Linked DNA regions of Homo sapiens: all the other regions are linked to region 3. Evidence: chromatin loops called from intact Hi-C (ENCODE). Cell type or tissue: dorsolateral prefrontal cortex. All regions are shown on one strand.

What was found. Hi-C counts contacts between places; a loop is a spot of excess contacts. Peaks named below come from ENCODE experiments on the same cell type or tissue, not always from the same donor. Only the 100,000 strongest peaks of a DNase experiment are listed, where the experiment ranks them.
Region 1: it touches region 3 in a loop (2.5-fold over the local background); 5 of 110 quality-filtered maps call a loop at or near these places.
Region 2: a loop joins it to region 3, with 2.1 times the contacts of the local background. A loop is called at or near these places in 2 of 110 quality-filtered maps.

Annotation. Positions count from the first base shown.
Region 1 is chr6:13,299,421-13,307,420 of GRCh38, reverse strand. It overlaps TBC1D7-LOC100130357 (TBC1D7-LOC100130357 readthrough), which reads left to right. Exons shown (of 9, transcript NM_001318809.2): 7 at 894-1,023; 8 at 2,234-2,359. The coding sequence ends at 2,320. It overlaps TBC1D7 (TBC1 domain family member 7), which reads left to right. Exons shown (of 8, transcript NM_016495.6): 7 at 894-1,023; 8 at 2,234-2,470. The coding sequence ends at 2,320. Among named protein-coding and RNA genes, the nearest start is that of TBC1D7, 25 kb to the left of the region's middle. RefSeq lists enhancers at 1-180, 4,271-4,320. In dorsolateral prefrontal cortex, no CTCF peak of the experiment used is centred here; DNase peaks (open chromatin) are centred at 2,320, 3,520, 4,500 and 4,930; H3K4me3 peaks cover 3,043 bases; H3K27ac peaks cover 5,349 bases.
Region 2 is chr6:13,070,026-13,078,025 of GRCh38, reverse strand. The region is part of intron 5 of PHACTR1 (phosphatase and actin regulator 1); the gene reads right to left. Among named protein-coding and RNA genes, the nearest start is that of TBC1D7, 250 kb to the left of the region's middle. In dorsolateral prefrontal cortex, no CTCF peak of the experiment used is centred here; no DNase peak of the experiment used is centred here; H3K4me3 peaks cover 619 bases; H3K27ac peaks cover 1,696 bases.
Region 3 is chr6:12,954,878-12,962,877 of GRCh38, reverse strand. The region is part of intron 4 of PHACTR1 (phosphatase and actin regulator 1); the gene reads right to left. It overlaps LOC124901262 (a long non-coding RNA gene), which reads left to right. Exons shown (of 2, transcript XR_007059459.1): 2 at 1-4,068. Among named protein-coding and RNA genes, the nearest start is that of PHACTR1, 240 kb to the right of the region's middle. RefSeq lists an enhancer at 6,316-7,107. In dorsolateral prefrontal cortex, CTCF peaks have their summits at 4,917 and 5,305; a DNase peak (open chromatin) is centred at 5,027; H3K4me3 peaks cover 3,206 bases; H3K27ac peaks cover 4,055 bases.

The DNA.
Region 1 (8,000 bases), 340 kb before region 3:
AAAAATTAAGGGCCCTCAGTGCGTTAGATGCTGTGAAGCAGTCACACCTCAAATGGTCTCCATGAGTTTATATAAGCGTCAGCCCCTTTTTTCCAGAAATGTGACAAATCTTCCTCCAGTAGAAATCTTAGTGTTAGTTTCATCATGATATCTTTAAAGAAGCTGAAAGCAGTCAAAGATTTGACTAAGTTCTTCCAGTCAGTTTCAGACATGTCTGGGTATTTCGGAGTCCAGGTGCCACCCATTAAGACTTTGTGATGTAGTAGAACAGTAACTCTTAAAATAAGTTATGGCACTGAACAGTGCAATACACAGAGAACATTATAAGATAATATGTAACTAAGTGTATGAAGTAGAATACCAACTTTTAGGAGTTACAGGAATGATCAGAATTATTATTTTAGAGTGGTTATAGATCAGTAACTGGCTCCTTACGCCCTTGGAGAAGTTTAAGGAGTCTGTCCCCAGAATCACTGGCAATGAAATTGAATTTATCCCATTTCATATACATCTTTTGTTGTCCCTTAGTAGGCTATAATTATATTAGCATTATGGCATATTAGCAGAATATAAACCATTAGTTTAGGATTTTCTTTTTCTTCCTCAGAAATGTCAGGTTCACAACATGAGGGAATATGATTTTGGTAGATTCCTAGTGGAGCAGTAATTTTTAGTAAACTTTCCTTTCTCCTTCTAGTGCTGATTGTATCTAGAATAGATTTCAAATGGCTTCTGTATTTTGTTGTTGTTTTGGTGATTATTTCATAAAAGTTGTTCTTTGAAGCTTTTACATAAAATTGGAGCAATTTGATTTTATTTTGTAATTTGAGATGTCTAGGCTAAACATAATTCTGAAACTCATATAATTTGATTATATCTCCTTATTTTTGTAGGGTTTGGGATAAAGTTGTGAGTGGATCCTGTAAGATCCTAGTTTTTGTAGCTGTCGAAATTTTATTAACCTTTAAAATAAAAGTTATGGCACTGAACAGTGCAGAGAAGATAACAAAGTTTCTGGAAAATGTAAGTGTGCTTTGATTTGATTTTGAATCTGGAAATGAAGTTACCTTAGCAAGTCAGATTTTCCTGTTACATTAGATTATTTCAGAGAAATAATTACATGATTTTAGAGAAATAATACCTTAGAATGTTTCAGAGAATAATTATAATAATGATTATTTTAGGGAAATTATTTAAGAGAAATAATAATTTGATTTGATTTTGAATCTAGAAATGAAGTCACTTTAGCAAGTGAGATTTTCCTGTTACATTAGATTATTTCAGAGAAATCATACAGTGTATTTTTACATTATAAGAAACACTTTTCCCTGAAAAAGTTTGGCCTAAAGTTGGCCTGAGGGTTAGTTTGCATCCTGTCTTTGGGAAATGATGGTCTGAGACCATCTCGTGAATGTGTCCACTTAGAACCAGAGTCTCATCCTCCATGTGACTATCAGCAGGCATGTCAGGAAAAGGAATAGGTGGGATCTGTCATTTTACAATGAGTAATTTTTGTCAGTTCAAAAGGGGTTCTGTATTTTGGAGGATTTTGTAAGCCATTTCATTTCTGTTACTGTCTCTGGTGTAGTCCCAGTTGGGTTTATTAATATACAGTATTAACCTAGTATATTGCTGAAAAAGGCAATGGTAATGAAATTAACTTTTCCCTCGCTATGTATCTTGGAATACCCTTTACCAGGCAAGAAGTAGGATTAAAGAGACTTATGCCTGAATGATTTTCACAGAATCCAAAATCTATTCATTTTTAAAATAGTATTAACATTTGAAAAATGGCCTGGTAAATTATAATAAAGTACTGAGTCAATATGCGTTGAATAAATGAATAATCATCATTATAACCAGAGGTGGCTAGCAGTGCGAAGCCTGTGCTAAGTATTTTCCATGGGTTACCTCATGTCCTACTGTGAACAGCTCTGTGAAGTCAGGCTATCATTTCCCCCATTTTAGAGATGGGGATCTGAAACCCAGGTAGCTTAGGTAACCTGCCCGGGGGTGCACAGTTAGTGAGCAGTGCAGGATTTGAACCCAGGCAGGCTGACACTGGAGCCCTTTCATGTCCTCAGGTAGCATGTGACGCAAGTCTTTTATGCTGTCACTTTCTGAAAAACAGTGCAAACTCCCATGGAAGTGGATTTCATGCCACAGCGAATGAGGGAAGACACTGAAGTTGTCAACACTGAAATTTCACAAAGACTGATTTGCTTGCCCACAGATTCCCCAGGACAGCTCAGACGCGATCGTGAGCAAGGCCATTGACTTGTGGCACAAACACTGTGGGACCCCGGTCCATTCAAGCTGAACGCACCCGCTGGTTGTGGACCGTCTGCCAGGCACCACAGTGAGCATTGTGTTCTTGGCATGTGATCTGGGAAACTGATTGAATAATACACTTTTCTTGCTTTGGTGCTCAAAGTGGTTTTTTTCCCCCAATAAAATTATTTAATTGAAATGCCTGGTGTTGCTGTGTTGGCGAGCAGCATCTTGCAGTTACATAGAAATGTAAAGTTCATCTCTGAATAGCATTTCAAAAGGGTTGTTAGAAAATAGCTCCCTGATTTTAAAGCGGTTTAGTCAGGGTGAGTGGGTGTGTTAACCAGCAGTGCATAACTAAGCCTGCCCTGCCTGTCTCTAATTAGCACCAAGCTAGTTACTTTCAAGGTCTGTTTCTAGAATAAGAGTGACTTCCTTTTGTTGACACCTCAGATTTGGCTTTTGTTGATGCAATACGTGTTTAAATCCAAGCCAACTGCCTTCTGAGGCTTCATCTTGCTAAACAGGCTTTAAACAATTCCTTACTCTTTTTTCTCTTTGGGCCAGTTGGAATGAAACCATTATTGAACAAAATGTGTTTGAATTGCTCCTAGGAGCAAGTACTTGTTGGATATTTTGCTGCACTCACATTTTTCTTGATGGGGTGTTAAATGTGGGATGTTAGGGTGCACTGTGCCACGCACTAAAGCAGTGAGAGAAATGGCCGGTGAAGGTGAACAGCTCATCACCCCTGGGCCACCTTGTGCCACGTAAATGGCATGGCCACTCTTCACTGGATAGTTCCCGGCTTTGGGAGTAGTGAGTGAAAGGGGACCCTTTGTTTCACACCGGTTTAGCCTTCAGACCTGCAAGAGCCTGAGTGGTGAGTTGGATTTTCCACCCACCCCCTAAAAGACGAGGGCAGCTATGAACTTATAGAGGTACAATTCTGAGAATTCAGGCCCTCCTTAGTGTGTGAAATATCTGTTGAAAAAAAGTTCAGAGAAAGTGTGAGCTGTTGAAATCTGCTGCTTCTGAATACTAACATATCCAAGAGTATTTAATTTTTTAAAATAAAAATGCACTCCAAAGAAAAACCTTTTAAAGCAAAATTGCTGCCTAGAGTTAAAATTTTAATAAAAAATGACTTATTGCCAACCATTTATGCCGGAGCCAGGCAGGAGCGCTGGTACTCTTAGGGAGCAGGAAGGCTTAGGGGCTGAAGTTCCTCTGACTTCGCTGCTTTGGCTGGAGGCCAGCTGATCTGAAACGAAAGACTCTTACTGTACTGCTGAGAGATCTAAAAATAAATATTCTGCAAGTATATTCTGTCAAACCCAGTTTGGTAAAACCTTTCTGGCTGTAGGGTGTGGGGCGGCGATTTTTTCTTGAAGTTAGTCAATCTGAGAGTTTTTATTAAAACACTGATTGGCGGAATGATTTTTTTAAGGCCCATCCTGAGAAAGTGGTGGATGGAGAGGATGAGCATCCAGTTTCGCTTCATAGCAGAATTTCACTTTGCTGAGAGCTGAGTGTTTTGAAAATGTTTGTGCCTGCTGTCTTGGGTGAGGAGCGCAGTTCCTGATAAAAATACATCCATATGCCTTTTCTTCAAAACATTTTGTCAGGATACTGCAGAATTTTTCCTTCATATATTACAACCCACGGTTCCTGTCACAGACTATTGCGGCTAAAATGTGAGATTCTTCCTCGCCCTTGGAAAGCTGGAATTTAACATGATCAAATTTAGTTTCTGCTCTTTCCCGTCTAGAGATTTGCCTTAAACACAGATGAGAGAAGATCTCAGTCCTCTTGGCCAGGAGAAAGGAAGGCCGAGGAAGGTTGGAGAGTGTGTGTGTGTTGGGGGTGTGGCTTTGGCCTGCTGACAAATCGAATGGATGGATTGCGTCGAGGTATAATTGTGTAGAGGATTGTGTGTACACAGGCTTGTGTGTCAAGGCTGTTTCAGGAAATGAGGTCAGGGTTCATGAGAATGAAGCACTTTCTTTGTTAATGGAAAGTTCGCCTGAAAATTATGAGGCAACACTGAAATCATATGATGCGCTGAAGGAGCTCCGAGGACCTTCTTGCACTGTAGCTCTGGGTATGACAGGCACTTGCCCTGTCTTGAATTGCATAAGTTTCCTGTCATGTGGTTATCACGTCCCTATGGTGACTCAAGGTTTTGGTGTTTTCTGTCTGAAAATGAAGAACCTGGAGGGAAGCCAGTGGGGATGAGGAGGGTAAGCAAAGAGCTTAGATGCCCAGGACCAGATCCTAAAATGAGTCACTGGCTCACATGGCCCAAGTGACAGCGCCTGCTCGAGCTCTGTGACCGTAAGCAGCAGAGTGACATCCCAAGTTCTCCAGCCAAGGCAGCCTTTGGGGAGCCTGGTGAGGGGTGTGGGGTGTGGACAGTGAATCTGCCCGGGTCACATAAGGTCAGCAGCCTTTGTCTTTAGCTGGGTGTTTTGGGTCTAGAAGGGCCAGAAGGTGCTTTCCTCTGCCCTTGACAGAGAGGGAAAGGAGTGTGGGAATTTGGGGAGCAGGAGTTGGTGGCATCTCCTCTGTTGGTGAAAACAAAGAGCCGTTTCTCCTTGAGACTGTGTGCCAAATGAAACTGTCCGTGGCTCTTGGCACAAGCCGTGGCTCCTAGATCAGCTGATGTTCCTCCAGAGCTGGCACCAGTTTGAGTAGGAGGGAGGGGTGATGGATGGCGGTGTGGAGAACAGAGGGTGGTAGTGATTTCTGGGGGACCACGGTGGGGGTGCTGGCCTTTCATGGCTTTCCCGACCAGTCGCCCTTTCCACTTTGGTCCCTCTGTCAGCCTTGCCTTGGGGAGGTTAAAAAGTGAGTGGACAGTTTCTAGATGAGGTGATAACTCCCCATAAGGGGAGCCCCCTCCCAGGGGCTGATTTTACTCCAGGACAATGACAAAGGGAGTTGGAGAATGTCATCAGAGAAGGACACACAAGAATCCTAGAAGCTCATCCTAAGCACAACTCCAAATTGAATGTCATAGCAAGCGCTTAAGGTTCACATCTCCAACTCATACCTAATACTGAGGTTTTCCTTTGCAGTTTACCAGGAACTTACATGGCAGGCACTCGGGACTGCCAGAGCTCACGCTAAGCACTGGCTTTATCACAGAGTCACTTCCTGGTCTTCTCCATCATCCTTTCCTAGAGTCTTAATAAGTAGCAAGCTGGTGCTTGCTGGACATTTTAGCATCTCTCTTTTCCCTGCTTCTGCCTGCCCTCTGGACATAATACTAAGAAGATTTGAGAGGGGGGCAGCAAAGAGGAGAAGCTTTGGAAGATTCACTCCTAAACATCAGGTGGCTGCACGCTATACCGCAGTGGGCCTGCATTCCCACCTCCCGTTTCTCCCTCCTCTGACCGATATGTTTGGTTCATTTGTCTTTTTATTTGTTTTCATTCAATCACAAAATATATGTGAATACAGTCTTAATTATGGGCCAGGTACTGAGCTTAATTGCTGAACAAGACATGGTATCTGCCCTCTCGGAGTGTACAAGCATGCAGGGAAGACATATTTAACAGATAGATGTTTTGTTCCAGACATCTTTAGTAGAAACTCTCAACTCCTGTGCTGCCACACCAGGGAGAAGGTGGACTGAGTCTGTCCAGAAGCTCCAGAGGAAGGGTAGAATTGCTGTGAGATGTGTGATTCTGTGTCCCCTTCACTTAGTAATGGAAGAGGTGACAGGAAGAGCCTTGGACCGGGCAGGGGGCATGAGCATCTGCCCCACTCACTAGTTTTGCAAACCAAGCCAATCACTCAGTCTGTGTCTTGGTTTCCCCATCATCAAACAGTGATTCTGTGACATCCCTCCCTCCCCAGCGTGCTTGTGAGCATCACATGAGTTGGCTGTGAAAGCACTTTTAGAAGCATGGAACTCTGGATATTTAATATTTTCAAGAGCATCATTTGCAAGAGTGTGGCTAGGCACTGTCTCTGTTTGAATCTACCGTATGCTTGGAGGCCTAACTCAGCTCTGCCTTCTCTGAAAATTTGTTAACTGCCAAGCTCAAAGTGCATTTTCCTAACTCTGAGCTTCTGTAACATTTCAGGGACCACTCATTTAGCAATAATTGTTTGGAAGTCTCTTGTTCGGTTGTCTTGAACTTTTATTAAGTGTTCCATGTGGTTTCCCTCTAAGATGCAAGATTCTTGAAGCCAGGGGCTGCCTTTAGCACACCCGAGGCACTGGCAGATTCAGTGTCTGGCGAGGGCCCTCTGTGTGGTTCATAGATGGTGCCTTCCTGCTGTGTCCTGGTGGAAGGAATGAACTCTGCTCTTTCAGCCCGTTACAAGCGTCCTAATCCCATGCATGAGGAACCACCCCAAGACCTCACCACCTTCCAAAGGCCCCACCTCCAAATACCATCACCCTGGGGGCTAGGATTTCAGCACACACATTTTAGGGGAAGACAAACATTGAGACTAATACATTGGTTTAGAATGATCTGTTTACGTCCCAGATTTATGTGACCTCTTTGAGGTTAGTGGTAATGACTTATTCTTTTTTTCGTTCCCCCAGTGTCAAGCACATCTCCTAGCCCACGTGGGCTCTTCATGAATATTTGTTGAATATGGGAAGGCCTGGTTCAGCATTAAGACGCCTCCATTGACAAGTAATAGAGTTGTTCTGAAGCACGCTTGCTTAAAGGAGATTTTATTATAGGATGCAGGGGTGAGGCTGAGAACCTAAAGAGGGAGGGCTTGGAGTCTGGGATGGGACTAAAGAGACCCTGGACCCTCTCGTCCTCTTATCTATGATCCACACAGTGTGTGGGCTCTGTCTAGAGTCTGTGTCTCTGCAGTCTGGATCACTCTGGTAGAAGATGCCCCACCCTAAGACGCTAAATGTATACATTACAGGTCCAGCCTCTGGAGACAGAGTTTCGTGACGCAATTCCTAAATCCATGGGAAAGAGGCTGTGGTCTGGCCTGGGCTTGGGGCTGCCTGTGGGCCAATCATGTAGAGCCTAGTGGGTGGAGGCATCCCACAGCAGACGCAGGGCCACCAGGAGCCTCCCTTGTGTCTACTGCAGTGCAGGGAGTGGTGAGCAAGGGGCCTGGTGGACAGGTCCACTGTGAACTGGGAAGAGACTCTCAAAGACTCTCCGCTCCACTTAGATCTGTTGACCAGATAAATGCCCTGCAGAAGGGCCAGGGGGTAACAAGAAGCCTTCCACCTCGACTAAGTCTCAGTGACTTTTCCTGCACCACTTCTTTCTGGTTTCTGCCAGCCAGGCAGGTGGGCAGCCAGCCCTTTCCGACGAGGGTGGGCAGAGGGGTAATATCACACCAGCAGCCTTGGTGAACTGACTCACATGGCCAGGTGCTCCCTTTGCGAACTTTCATACCAAGTCGAATTCAGTCCGAAAGTCTACAGAAAGTCGACTTTGCCCAGCTCCTTCCCCTCCACCTGGGTCAACTGGGGGGCTTCGCTGGCAGCAGCTGTGTTTATTTGTCTCTGATTGCTCAGGAGGGTGTATAGTTTCCCTGCAGGGTGTCCAACATCTGGGTGTCCAGACCAAGTTGGGCTGTGGCCAGGCTGGGTGGCAGTTGAGTGAACCTAAATAAAGCCAGTTAGGGGAGGCAGCTGCTAAGGCTGACTGATTTTCCGATCATACGGAAGGCACGTCCGGACCCGAGGGACGTCAGAGCTGGAGGGGAGCTTGCAGATCACTCCATACACA
Region 2 (8,000 bases), 120 kb before region 3:
GGGGGACCCCTGGATCCTCTTTGGCCATGAGTGTTCCTTGTCATAAGCAGATTCCCCTTCTTTTCTCATCTTAATTCAACTCTTATCCATGGCTGTTAAAGCACCCAGTCACCCAGGGTCAGAACCTCTAGGCTATCTTTGATTTCTCCTTCTCCCTCACCCCGATATTTTGTCTCGCAAGTCTTGTTATTTCTCCTCCTCTGTGCCTCTATTTCTTGGCTTCCTTTCATTCTGGATGCCACCACCTCATGCTGGCTCCAATGTCTCTTGCCTAGACTGCTACGATAGCCCCCTAACTAGCCTCCCTGGCCAGGCTCCCCCTGTTCCTGTTGGTTGTATCTCTAACTGCCAGTCAGTCACCCAAAGGCCAGCTGTGATCATGTCACCTCCTTGCTCAAAAGCCTCCAGTGGAATGAAAGCCCAACTCTGTAGCTGTTACTGCTTTCCATGTCTAAACCCAACTTATATCTCCCAGCAGTTGCCTGTTATAACCCCTGATCCAACTGAATCAAACTTCCAAAACACACTTCTGATCTGTGCCTTTGTTTATTCCACTGGCTGTGTCTGAATATCCTCTCCCCTAATTCTGCTGTTCAAAATCCTGGCCATTCTGCAAGGACTGTAGCTGTGGTGGTGCCACGGTTAGGTGTGCAGGCCCTGGAGTACAATGAACCAGATCAACTCACTGAGATATGAGCTTGGCAAGTTATCAAACTTCCCTGTGTTTCAGTTTCCACAAATGCAAGATGGGAGTACATAATACCTCATTGGGCTAGAGGGAGAATTAAACAAGTGAATGCATAAACCACACTTAGACACATAAGCATGCAATCACTTTTTTTTTTTTTTTTGCTTGCATCATTTCATCTTTTAATGTTCCTGAAGCCTCCTAAGCCAACTTCAGTGTTTTTTTTTGTACTTTATTTTTTTTTTTATTATACTTTAAGTTTTAGGGTACATGTGCACATTGTGCAGGTTAGTTACATATGTATACATGTGCCATGCTGGTGCGCTGCACCCACTAACTCGTCATCTAGCATTAGGATCTCCCAATGCTATCCCTCCCCCCTCCCCCCACCCCACCGCAGTCCCCAGAGTGTGATATCACTTTCAACTACCATTGTTGAAAGCAATGACCCTCTGCCCTGACCTCTCAGAGCGTTCCAACTAATCTGCTCTTTTGGCACTTAAGTTCCTTCTATCATTCCTTTTGGACATGCTTCTCCTTAACGCTATGACTTTGCAGCATTTCTTCCTGCATCTGGAATGTCCCTTCTCTCTTTCCAACCTTGAACACCAGCTTCAAAAGCCCCAGGGAACCTCACTCTGTCTTGTTTGCTTCTCAGAGCTCTGTTGCCATCTCCACTCCAGCTCCAACTGGGCCACACTCAAGTCTCTCAGAGGAAGGAATTGCATTTTTTCATCTTTGTAACCAAGGGCCTAATTCTGGGTTTAGCACTTAGTATGTACAAAATGAATGCTTGCAAAACATGCAGAAGACCAAATGTTGGTGTGAATACCCCAATGAACGTAACTCTATCACATTTTTCTCTATGCAGCCACCAGAGCCAGTGTTGCTAGGTGTTCCGTGTTTGTTGCATGCATGCATGAACAGGTGAAGGGCTGAAATAACCCAAGGCATTCGTATTTCCCAGTGGAGACTGAGGCCATTTCCCTGGGAAATAATTATCAATTGGGACTAAATTAAGACAATTAAAGGATTACTTACTTTGTGCTTCCAGAGCACTTTTTATATGCTTCATAATCACTTATCTTGCAGCCCTGTAATTATTGGCTGCCAGTTCTATTTCTTCCATTAGTGTGTGCTCAGTGTGGGTGACTGTGTCTTATTTAGCTCTCTATTTTTTGTACCTGGCATTAAGGAGATCTTAGGTAAGTGTTTGTCGAACAAAGGAATTTGCTCAGAAAACTGAGCCAAACAATGGGGCACAATGAGCCATTAAGTAACATCAGCCAACCAGAAAAAAAAAAAAAAAAGATGCTCCCTTGCATTGTTTTTTTCAAATAATTCATTGCTAAGAAGGTATTTCTGATCAAATCCTATTGTCATTTCCATGACATAACTGAAAAGAGAAAAATTCTTAGCTGTATTAATCTAGTTATCCTGGACTTGGATCTAGCTTGACTTACAGTATTTTGTTTTCCAAGCTTGCTGCAGGGAGTCGGAGGGCAGAAAGATCATTTGGCATATGACCTTGAGCTATAAAGCATTCTGTTAAGGGGTATTCAGGGAGCTCAGGCTGGGAGTCTAGAAGACTTGAACATAGCCTGGCCAAATGCTGGACATTCAGCATGCCTGGAAGGGATAAATCCTCTGTGTATTTCCCTTTCAGAAAGCAAAACTAGGACTGAGAAAGAAGGACGGCCGCAAGGGGCACCTGTGGCCTTTATGTATTGGACTCGTTGTCTTCAGATGAAAGCTGAGCAAATTCTGCATGGAGAAAAGAGGCACTTCTTGGAGCAGGTGCCAGAACCAATTTTAACCCCTTACTAAATACAACTACTCACTGACTGAACTAAAAGAACCTCAAGTCAGTAACAAGCAACAGTACCAGGGTCATTACAAAGACCTTACTCAAGGGATCAGCTTCTTGTTTCGATGGTGGCAAATCAAAATCATTGAGGGAAGCTATAGTGGGCTGGGGTGCCAGGCTACTAGAGTTCAAATCCTGGATTTGTTCTTTAAGAGCCACGCGACCTTGGGGCAAGTTGCTTAACCTCTCTGTCTCAGTTCCTTCTTCCACAAAATGAGACTATATGAATAGTTCTTATCTCATATGGGTTTGTGATAATAGGAGTTAATATATGTGATGAACTTGGAAGAGTGAATGACACATAAGTAATATATATGTTGATAAACCAAGATTAAATTAGGCAAAGGTGATGTGTGGCTAATAGTTGGTGAAAATGTCTTTTGTAATTACTTTTTATAAAAGCAACGCATACATATGACAATGATTCAAATAATTCCAATCTCAATACCCAATTCTATTTCCCAATGATCACCACACTCAAATGTTTCTTTCATGTTTTTGCAGAAAAAATTATTCAGAAATCAACAGGTGGATATATACAGTCTATCCCTTCAAATGAATAGGATCATAATATTCATACTGTTCTCCACCTCATCTTGCTTTTTCCCATTAACTGTGTATCTTAAAGTCCTCTCCGTATCTGAAGATAGACGTCTTCTTCATACTTTTCTATGACTTACTGGTACTCCACTGTGTAGAAAGATCATGATTTGTATAACCAGCCCCCATTGATGGCATTTACCTTGTTTCCAGCTTTTTTGTGTGTGATTATAAACATTCTGTAACAAACAACCTTGTACATCCTTCTTATTATATTTCTGCAAGTATATATATGTAGGTTAAATTCCTGGCAATTTGCCATTTCTTCTGGGCATGGCCTTCCTCAAATCTGAAACTTTGCAGCCTCTCTTTTTCCTGCATGTGGAATGCTCTTCCTGTCTTACTATCCTTTGCCAGGTTGATGAATTACAAGGTCAAGGGTAAGTGCATCTAAAATTTTGATTATTTTTGCCACATTGTATTCCAAAAATCTTGCACTGACTCCTCTTTCCACCAGTGCTGTATGGGTAGCTGTTTCCCAGTCTACTTTAACACCAGCTGACAGAGTGTCGTTATCGATTTCTTATCTTTGCCAAAGTCATAAGTGACAAATGGTATCTCAGTAGTTTCAATTTGTATATCCTTAATTATAATATGAGTGAGGGTAAGATCTTTTTTATGTTTATGGGAATTTGCATTTTTCTTTGACTTGCTGGTTCATATCCTTTGCCCAGACAATTTGTCTTGAATTGAAAATATGGGCTAGGTGCAGTGGCTCACGCCTGTAATCCCAGCACTTTGGAAGGCCAAGGCGGGTGGATCATGAGATCAGGAGTTTGAGACCAGCCTGACCAACATGGTGAAACCTTGTCTCTACCAAAAATACAAAAATTAGCCAGGCATGGTGGCATACGCCTGTAATCCCAGCTACTCGGGAGGCTGAGGCAGGAGAATCACTTGAACCTGGGAGGCTGAGGTTGCAGTGAGCCGAGATTGCACCACTTCACTCTAGCCTGGGTGACACGGCAAGACTCCATCTCAGAAAAAAAAAAAAAAGAAAAAGAAAATATGAACTCTACTACTTCCCTGCTTAAAGCCTTTCACAGTGACCTACTGCCTATGGGATAGTCTGGAATCCCTAATATGAAAAAAAGGGGCTTGTGTGTCATCTGGTCCCATCTATGTCACTTCTCTCAATGGTTTATTCCTCTTGTCTCAAGCTTGCTGGCACAGAAACACCTGGCCACTTGTGGTCCCAGATCTCTTTGTCAATAAAAATTCATAGAATGGGTCAGGCGTGGTGGCTCATGCCAGTAATCCCAGAACTTCGGGAGGCTGAAGCGGGCAGATCACAAGGTCAGGAGTTCGAGATCAGCCTGGACAACATGGTGAAACCCCTTCTCTCCTAAAAATACAAAAATTGGCCAGGCGTGGTGGCATGCACCTGTAGTCTCAGTTACTTGGGAGGCTAAGGCAGAAGAATCACTTGGACCCAAGAGGTGGAGACTGCAGTGAGCCAAGATTGTACCACTGCACTCCAGCCTGGGTGACAGAGTGAGACTCTGTCTCAAAAAAAAAAAAAAAAAAAAAAAAAAAAAATTCATGGAATGATTGGTTGAAGGAATTCCAATTTTCATATAATTCATCTTAGGGAACTACCTAAGAAACATTCAACTATTTTCCTCAAGTATTTTCTTTTTTTTTTGTTAATCCTGTTATCAGATACCATTTGTAAATATTATGTCTTTTCTGGTTTCTGCTTGTTTATGATCCGGAGATCTTCCAGCTGGCTCTTACTAAATAAAGTTCTCACATACTAAACTTCAGTTATTCTGATAGGGAAAATGTGGGACTACGGTGGATTGGTCCTTTGCAACATTCACAGCAGGAGTATAATAAACTACAAAAGACGAAATCAGTCTAAATAAAGGCCAATGATCACGGCTTCCCTGAGGCCACTCTGGACAGACTGTCTAATGCCGGAACATCCTACTTCCCTACTTGATTCCTCACTAACCACCTTAACTTCACACCATTATACATCTCCATCTTCCAGCCCTGCTGAGTGTGAAGTCATTACTCTCCATATCACAGGAGGTGTAAATTGTTACAACCTTTTTGGAAAGCAAGGGCCCATAAAACCATAAAACTATTCACACCCAATGCACCCCAGAACCAGATCTCTATCCCAAAGAAAAAAAGTACAAATAAAGGAGAAATGCATAAAGAAAAAATAAAGAAAAGAAACACATACATGTTTGTGGCAAGGTTATTTATAATGGCATACAACCAAGGGAATGTTTTAGAATTAGGAGGGTGACTACTCAGCAGTGAGCTAGAGTTTCTACTATGACATAAGGTCAACTTTAAAAAACAAAAAAGAGAGAGGTAAAATTAGATCTATATTTTGATTTCAACTATGTGGAATTATTATGAAAAAATGAAAGCAAGTATGTATAAATGATCATAATGTATAAGACTGTCAGAATTAAGGGTGCATTTTTGTCTCTGCTTTCAAACTTTAATATCAATTATTTATATTTTTTAAAAATTCTCAAGTTTTCTTCTAGTCAGAATCTACACACCAAATTATGACAGTAAAGACCTTCCATAGGCATGCTGTTGGTGACAAACAAGTTAAATGACTGATCTAAAGGCATTTAATTAATGTATCCACGATTAGGATTCAGCATTACAAGAGCCCAGTCTTTTCAGAACTACTGGAAACAGATGTGATAATGGGCACTGGGGAATGGCACGTTATTATGAGTATCCTTGTAAATATCTGACCTACTTCTATCAAGTGATGTTTCAGCCATTCATCAGGAAAACAAAGATCATCCTTGTTGTAACAACAGATTTGCTAATGAATCTTTTCAGTTGTCCACAGATGAAATAGAGTTTTGTGCTACAACAGATAAATTGTATAACCTTTTTTTCATATAAACATATTATTATAAAATGATGCTGCTGAATTACAGTTCATAGTTGCTTCATATAATCTTCTTAGAAACATCTGGAAATATAATTAACATGAGGCTCAAACTACAGCATTGAACAACTCCTTCCTGTATGCTGGGAAGCATTTAGAAGCCCCTTTTCCCCACAACGACATGCAGTGGTAGCAGGCAGCTTCCTACATTTTAACAGAGGTTTTCAGAGAAGGTAAACCCCAGCAATACGGAACAAAACCACTATTTAGAGGACCTAAAAATGCTGCTATGCCATAGAAGAGATTTTTTATTTTAGAAACTCCCATTTGGTTAATTTGAGGACCAAAATAGACCAAACATTACAATAGTCTTCTACGGCCAAATTACATCTGCATCTGAACATCATTAGCGCTCTGACTTCTACTCCACACAGACCTCTCCCAGCTTTGTGCTAATTTGATTTGACAGGAAAAGTCCTCAGAGGCATTTGAGGTTATCACCCCATCCTCCTAACTCAGGTCAGAATACCACGCAATGTGGGTTCTTGGTGTACAACTTTCTTTTTTTTTTGAGATGGAGTCTCACTCTGTCACCCAGGCTGGAGTGCAGTAGCGTGATCTTGGCTCACTGCAACCTCTGCCTCCCAGGTTCAAGCAATTCTCCTGCCTCAGCCTCCCATGTAGCTGGGATTACAGGCGCACACCACCAAGCCTGGCTAATTTTTTGCATTTTTAGTAGAGATGGGGTTTTACCATATTGGTCAGGCTGGTCTCGAACTCCTGACCTCAGGTGATCTGCTTGCCTCGACCTCCCAAAGTGCTGGGATTACAGGCACGAGCCACTGCACCCGGCACAACTTTCTTTCATTCATGCGATGACATTAATATTCTACATGTTTTATATTCACAAATTGCCTTCACCCAACTCTCCTTCAGGGTAACAAAAAGAAGAAAGACCTTTAAACATGACCTTCCAGAACTATTTGATTCAGTCCTTTTTTTTTTTTAATTATTAAGGCTACTTTATATTTGTTTTAGTCAAACAAGTTCCAAATCCTCATTAATTCATTGCCTAATGTTATTTCTCTATCTCCTTCAACTTAACAAAGAAATCACCATCAACAAAACCAATCAACCAACAAAAACCTTGTTTTTTTTTGGTTGCTGCTGTTTTGTTTTGTTTTTTTTAAGCAGGCAAATTCATATACATCATATAGGTATCTTTCTCTGCCTTGGGAATCCAGAATTAGTGACCAAAATCACCAAGTCCTATTTCCAATCGTTTCTGTTGTCTTAATGAGATTAGATTTCTGAATTCAAGTATGTTTAAAACTTACCTACCCAGATATGCATACATCTTAACCTTTTCACTCTGTATGTTTTCAAGTCATGGGTAACTGTGATGTTTCCAAGTAAAGCCCAGAAGACTTTGGGGTGAGACAGCCTTGCAATTCCAATCCTCTAGGGCTATATCATTAACCAGCCCTGTGACCCTGGGCAAGTTACTGGCCCCTCCTAAGCCTCTTTACCCTCACCTATCAAACAGGTATTAGGCATAACTAAGTAACTGCCTCAGAGGACTGCTGGGGCGCTGAGAGCCAGATTGCAGCTAGTTCACACTTGTCAGGTGGGCACTCAAGCACTAGCTATTACCATTGTTACTAGTAGTGCTAATGTATATTAATAACATAATTATTAAGTTTTTAGTGAATAAAAGTCAAAGGGAAAAGGTCAAAGAATTCTGGGGAAACCCAAAAGACACCAATGCATATCTAGATTAAAGTGACAGTGAAGAAATGAAAGGACACAACTGTAATTCGACTAGATAAGGAAATGAAATTGAGGCTTAATTCAGAAGTGTCCTCAAAGGCAATGATAATCATTTCATAGAGTCAGGGTGCTATTGGAGGGGAAGCCTGCTAGGGTGAAAATGAGGCATTTGGTGTACACATACTTATTTGAAGTTCTGCAGA
Region 3 (8,000 bases):
CATGCTTGATTCTGCAGAACATGGCAGGAACCTGGATGACAGGATCAATCTTCCTGTAAGTGATGAAACAGTGAAAGGAAGTGGGAAATTATCCAGAGACATGCCGTAATCCTTTTGACCTCAAAGGAACATCTAATTCAAAACTATGTTAAATCCATTCTCCAAGAACAGCTGTCACCACAGAGCTGCAAAACTTGTTAGGTACAATCTACCAGTGCTTTGACAGAATGCCCAGGTGGAAGTCAATAAAACAAGGTCCTCCCTTTCCCTTGAGATTAATATACTCTAGAGAGTCAAGCTTCTCTGGAAGCTTGGCCCAGGTCTACCAGGCTGCCTTTCCTGGAGTCTCCTCACAGCAGTTTGGTGATACCATTTTCTTCTAAGGCTGTACCATGTTCCCTAATGGATCTGATCAATTCCTAAAACAAGAAGAATGCATTTTTAATGAGTTTTCTTCATTAACTTGATAGCTGTTGGGGGCCAAATTGTGCTCCCTCCTAAATTCATATGTTGAGGCCCTGACCCCTAGTATGTGACCTCAGAATGTGACTCTATTTGGAGAAAGGGCCTTGAAAGAGATGATTAAGGTTAAATGGGGTCATAAGGGTGAGGGATAATCCAATATGACTGGTGTCTTTATAGAAGAGATTAGGGCCAGGCACAGTGGCTCAACCCAGCATTTTGGGAGGCCAAGGAGTGAGATCACTTGAGCCCAGGAGTATGAGACCAGCCTGGATAACGTAGCGAGACTCTGTCACTACAAAAAATTAAAAAATAAAGAAATTAGCTAAGGTGGTGTCATACCCCTGTGGTCCCAGCTACACAGAAGGCTGAGGTGGGAGGTTCACTTGAGCCCAGGAGATCAAGGCTGCAGAGAGCTGAGATCACACCACTGCACCCAAACCCGGGTGACAGAGACAGATCCTGACTCAAAACCAAAAACAAAAACAACAAAAAAAGAGAAGGAGACTAAGGCACAGACACCCACAGACTAAGGGACAACTATGTGGGAGGATGAGGTGAGAACGTGGCCATCTACAAGCCAAGGAGCAAGACCTCAGGAAAAATCAACCTTACCAGTACCTCAGTCTTGGACCTCCAGCCTCCAAAACTGTGAGAAAATAAATTTCTATTGTTTAAGCTACCCAGTAGTATTTTGTTATGGCAGCCTTAGCCAACCAATACATCAGCTATGGACTATCCAAGGTGATTTTCTTCATTACTATCTATAAGAAAATCCTGGTTTTCAGTAACACACATATTCCTTCTTTGGGAGGTCAATTTCTTTAATCCCAAATAGTTATCAACACAAGTTTGTACTTTAGGTTCTTGTCTTCCTTTCAGTTTGGACACAGGATATCATATGTTGCTCTTCAATAACCTGACAGTAGGGTAGGAATTATTTTTACTATTTTCTAAGTGAAGAAACTGACTCAATGGCATGATTTACCCAGGGCACATGAATTTATAACCAAGTCTTTCAATACCGCTTTCCCTGCTGCTTCTCCAACATTCCACTCCTTCTTCTTTTTCCCTAGCATTAGAATATACCCAAGTTTGGGTGTTTTTCCATCTCAATTGTTTTTGAAACTTGTTTCTCATCTTTCTGTATTCTGTTGGATTACTTTTTTTTGTTTCTCTTAATTTTAGACATTTGTGTTATCTTTGTCATGGATTTCTTAGAAGACACCCTACACTATTTTTCACTCTGCCTTCTTTAGGACAAGTTCCAGGAGAGATTTTTTTATCCAGTTAGTTTCCTAAGAAGCTCAACCTATACCTAGAGAACCTTTTAGGAAACCCTTTCCCTGCAACTGTGGATCCTGAACTTTGTAGGAAGCTGAATACTCATGGAATGCCAAACTTAAGGGCCTTTGGCATCTTTACCCTTTAGAGTAATTATGCTACTGTCTTTGGACTTTACAGTATACGATCAGGAGTTTGCTTTATGAGAGGCATTAAATCCCCATGTTAGGAGACTGCAAAAAGAAAATACAAACACAGTCATTAAGGGGCCATTTAAGGGTAGTAGATTCTGTGTTGTCCCTAGTGGAGGCTTGGAATTGTATAGTCATGGATCACTATAGCCCATCTGCGGGAATTTTCCAAGTCGGGTAAAAGCCTACAGGATCCCTGAGCCCATCAGATTCAGGATGAGAAAAGGGCAGAATCACAACTTATAGCATGGCTGAGGCAGGAAAAATCAAACCCACTACATCCATTAGAAGGTGTTTGGGGCTGTCCGGAGACAAGGGCTACTTTGTCCTTGTTGGACCCTCCCTGGTGTGGGGTCGCTGTGACCCAGTGGTAGAGTGCAGGGAGTCTGGGGACAAATGTTGTTTATCTGGTGCTGCCACTGATGCCCTCTGTGGCTTAAACCAGTTCAATTGACCCTTCTGTCCAAAACACGCAGACACTCGTGCCTTCTCATCTAGAGAAATACAAGTGTTATTGAATTAATTCCAAAATATTTGTAGGAGCACAAATGTGAGCTAAAGTTTCACACATATTCTTTACTCACTGGCACATTCAAGGGAAAAAGTGACCTGGTGTTTCAAGTACTTTGTGGTCACTAGACACCATAAATGATAACAACAATAATAGCAAGTACTTTTTCAGGCACTAAGTGTGCCAGGCACAGCACTACGCGATGTTCTATATAATTTACTTCCCATACAGCCTGTGAGGTAAAGCAATGTTACTCTCCAATTTTATGGATGAGGAAACTGAGCCTTAGAAAGATCAACAAACTTTCTCAATGTCACTCACTGAAAAGGTAGCAGAATTGGAATGCAAACCTCAGTCAACCGAACTAAAAAAAACTGAAGCTTTTAATCAAAGCACCTTGATTTCCATAAAGACTGAATTTTCAAAATCTGTCCTATTTCACCAGTTGTCCCATAAATGTTGGACTATCCCAGAAATGAACAAAACCTGGCATCCAAACTGCATTTCTCAGACTGTTTCTCACACTGAAAGCAACATAAAAGTCCTCTGTAAGATCACAAGTCCTGGTCCTTGATATAGAAAATGTGGGCACCATGATCTATGCAGAGGAGCAAATTTTAGAGAATTAGAGTGGAAGGCAATGCACTCAAAACCAAAACTATTTTGAGCATCTTGTTATCTTCTGTGATTTGGGAGGCACTAAAGAGCCTTGTAGTACCTGGAGGTCATCCTCATGAATCTCAGTCCTCATGATATTATTGAAGTGTAGAAAGGTAGGTTTCCAGCAAGTTTCAACAGATGGAAATCCAGATAAAAGGAACTCACTCTGCTGATATTAATTATTTAAGCAGTGTTTTCTCGAGGGACTGCCATGGCCTTAAAAAGGGGCTCTATGAGCTGTTCTTTTATATTATGAATATTTGTAATACTATAGCATCTACATTTCAAGTGTGGGCTTTAGTGAAAAACTTTGTTATGCTTTTTTAGCTTTGTTGTTTAGTTTTGTTTGTTGAGCATCAGAAGAGATGGGAGTGATAGGGCCACAGTAGAGAAAAGACTAAAAATTCATGATCCACAGTCTTTTTGCTTCCCAAATATGGACCATGGTTTTGAAGATTTAAGAACCACAGATTTAAGATCATTTTTTAATTCCGATATACAAATATCCTCTTAAAAGATAATTGTACCACTTTAAAGAGTTGTTTCTGTTTTCTTTTCTTTTTTTTTTCTTTTCTTTTTTTTTTTTTTTTTTTGAGATAAAGTCTCACTCTATCACCCAGGCAAGAGGGCAGTGGTGAGATCTGGGCTCACTGCAGCCTCCGCCTCCTGGGTTCAAGCTATTCTCATGCCACAGGCTCCCCAGTAGCTGGGACTACAGGTGTGTGCCACCACACCCAGCTAATTTTTGTATTTTTAGTAGAGACAGGGTTTCACCATGTTGGCCAGGCTGGTCTTGAACTCCTGACCTCAAGTGATCCACCTGCCTTGGTCTCCCACAGTGCTGGGATTATAGGCGTGAGCCACCGTGCCCGACCCCTCTTTAAAGAGTTGTTTCTATCAGATACATTCAACTCATATAATTTGCCCAAACTGAGAGAAGGGCAGAAAAAGAAGGAAAGGCAGTGAAAACTTGAATGCCTCTTTGTAGATATTATTCTAAGGACACTTTCCTTTTGGTTCTAACATCACCATATTTTGTTTAGAGCAGCTCATGGGGCCAAACAATAAAAAAGAAATAACAATTAGAAATGAACTCTTTCAAACTAACATCTTGTTTATTTCTCAGGCTCTTTAGAAGTCAGTGTTAAAAGAATCCATGTAGCATTTCTTATTCATGCTGAGTGAGCTGTTATCAGTTCCCGTATTGATTTCTATCTCCACGCAGCAAGCCTCAAAATGCCACTGCCCCAAGCTGGAATCCCACCAAGCCTATCCCTTATGTTTCCGTTTATTTTCCAAGTCGTCTTTCCTTTTTCTTCAGCCACAAATTCTCCCTGAACCCACTTTCCCCAAAATAACAGCTGCGGATTCAATTTTTCCTTTCCTGTCTCTTTAAGTCAGAAACTTCCTGAGGTTCCTAAGAGCTGCCTGCCTCAGCAGGCACCAGGACTCCCAGCAAGTCTCCATTGCAGTGAGATTTGCAAGTGAATCTCCTTTGAAAATCATCACCAGTTTTGTATCCATCTCTTCTGACTTTGAGGCATCTACACTAACACCGTGGGCTCCAGCCTATCCTATGAACCCGGCCCGAGGATTTCAAAACCAAATCTATTGATATTGGCAGCTCCATCAAAGGAAAATTCTCTAAACCGAACAAAGCATAAAACCAATACAAAATCCATCTAACAAATAAACAAAAGGCAATAACATGATTTCAGACGCCAATGCCTACCTTAAAGGCTGCCCAAAGCTCTTTGCTCCCACATGCATCCGCCTCTCTGGGTCTGTTTCCTGGCTTTCCAATAGCTGTGCTTTCTTAAATTGAGCAACAGTCTCCTCAAGTGTCGGGCTCTGAAAATACACATGCTACACACGCCCATGCAGCCTCTCGGTGCCAGGCAGCCCCTTCGCCTTCCTTCCCGGCCGTGCCAATTCCCTGGCCGCTGACCAGCTCCCACGTGGGATGGAATGGAGAAGGGGAGGGTGTCAACCAAAGTCGGGGGATGGATTCAACTCACCGTGGACTAGGTGGCCACCCATCTGGCATGAAGGGTCCATTTTATCCCTTTTCTAACCTAAAACCGCCTCCACGATGGTCTCTCCAGCCTCACTCAGAGCCCAGAACAGTTGGCAGGCACACCAACCCCTCCTGGGTGTGACCTGCGGGTACTCAGACGTCTCTAAAGTGGCAGCCTCCAGCCGGTGGGGCACAGACTGCCTCTTACCTTCACAGAGCCCCAGTCCTTAGAAGCCCAGCTGGCGTCTCCAAGGAGTCCTGCGTTTTACTTGACATTGGAGGCAACCGGTTGCAGAAACAGGGAACATTTCAAAATGAAACAGAAAGTAACCCGGGGATCCAAACCAGACCCCCGACCTGCCTCGGCCGTCCCCAATCTCTGGGAGTCTTCTGACTCAGCAAGCCTGTACAGCTGTTTCAGCCTGGAGAGGATTCAGAGGAAATGCAGCTTGGAAGTCTGGAACTCACAGCCTGGGCTTTTTTTTTTTTTTTTTTTTGAGTATTTGTTGAGCTTTTTAACATGCAGTTTGTCTCCTTCTGCAGGGAATTACTCAGTGATCCCGTCACCTGACTCAGGGCAGTTCCATTATATAATTCTAACTGCTATTAGATCGCTGATCGGAAAACCACACTTGCCTCCCCTTTCCCCCACCCCCCAGCATCATCCACCCCACCCCGCCCCCTAGGAAGGGAAGAGGGAGGAAGACCTCAAAACGCGACACAATGACAATTAACTTTCCTTGAACCTTCCCTGGAAGGACTGCATTTTTGCAATGCACTTTAGTTCCCTTCGGTTCAATTCTTGAGTAGAGGACCTCCCAAATGCCCATGAGGAGTGAGTGGGAATTTCTCAGGATGGGACGGTAGCAGCTTTCCTGATTTTCTTTTAGGATGGTTCTCTGTAGGTGGGATAAGGCGCTGAATGGATTTTCAAATGATCAAGTGCGTCGTCAGTTGAAAAGCTTCAGGTAGATTTATAAAACATGTGCAAATAAAACCTAAAACCGAGAATCTTCTATTATTTTTTGCCACATTTCCGTGAAATGCCAAAGGGGTGGCTTGGGTTGAGGGGTCTTGAGCCAAAACCCCTGCCCTGACCTCGATCCTCATAAACCCTCTCCAGCCACCTCAAATAAGCATAATGCCCAAGGGACAACATCTTGCTTTGCTAGGCAAACATTTCTGAAAGGGCAAGCTCCCAGTCTCCACTTTCAACCATATTGCAACCCCTCAGGCCACTCTAGATAGACATTTTGAAGCCACGCCTGTCCTAGGTGAAGGTAATAGTAATAATTCCTCAATGCCCCCAGTCCCTGTCTTAGCATCTGTTATCTCTGTCCAGATGATACCCACTAAGGAGCAAGCATGTTCAAACAGAATCGACCCATGAGTGGAACTTAAGTGGCAATCAATGAGGGTAACACCTAAAGCATCACACAATACGACGATCAAGTTAAAAAACACTCCAGCCCATTTGCTTTTTCCATGTCAAAGCGCAGATGAACTATCTGCATAGCTCTCGGCTCCCAATCTTCTCCCAGCCAGCGGAGGCTTGTTGCTGAATACAGGAAAAGAACTATTTATGTTGATGAGAACAAATGCTAATGTTGGTCAGCCTTGTATGGGTTTTTCTAGTCTCACTCCTTTTCTCTCTCCTGGATCTTCCCAGCCCATAATCACCAGAGGAAACTACTTTCTCCCTCCTGCCTTCCTCCACTATTGTAAGTAATGTTAGATACTATTTTCATGTTAAAATATGTGACATTAGACAGATACAGTACCCTAAGAATCACTTTCAAAACACTTTGTAACTATCTATCCACATACCCCCCTGAGGTCAGCATGGGGTAATGACTGTTCTTATGGAGACCCAGAGAAGCCAGTGTCATAGGCGGGAGTTAGAAGACGGGTCTCCTACTCTTGGTGTTCCGCTTTGCAGAGGAAAACCCAGATAGACATGAGAAAAATATTAATGTGTAAACCTGAAAACCTGAATGACAGATTGATGTCTGTTTATGTCTCTCCCTCCAGGTGTAGTAAATACAAGCTATTGTGGCCGTTGCTACAGTAACTTCTTTCTTAATAAGAATAAAGACACATAGGAAGGTGTTAGAAAACATCAGGTGGTGAGACATTCATCAGTAATGGGAGGAGGATGCAGTAATAAAAAATATACCCTTGGCCTGTACATAGTCCTTAAATACTGGCACTGCAAATCTCAAATTTCTTAGACCAGCACTGTTCAATAGAAATATAATGTGGGGCCAGGCATGGTGGCTCAATCCTGTAATCCCAGTGCTTTGGGAGGCCAGGCGAGAATAGGAGTTTGAGACCAGTCTGGGCAACATAGCAAGACCCCGTTGCTATAAAAAATTTTTTTTAAAATTAAAAAATTAGCTGGTTGTGTGCACCTGTAATTCCAGCTACTGGGGAGGTTGAGGTGGGAGGATCCCTTGAGCCCAGGAGGTCAAAGCTACGGTGAGCCACGACTGTACTACTGCACTCCAGCCTGGGCAACAAAGCAAGATGCTATCTCTCTCAAAAAAAAAAAAAAAAAAAAGAGGAAATACAATGTGAGCCATAGATGTAATTTTCAATTTTCTAGTAGTCATATTAAAATTTTTTAAGGGAAATTATTTTTGTAATATATCTTATTTAATCCCATATACCCAAAACATTATTTCAATATGTAATCAATATAAAAATTAATGAAATATTATGTATTCTTTTCATACTGAATATCTGAATATTGGTAAGTGTTTTATACCCTCATCACATCTCAAATAAGACTAGCCACATTTCAAGTGCCCAGTAGCCACATGTGGTTAGTGGTTATCACATTAGATGGCCAAGCCCTGGATTATATATGGCCATT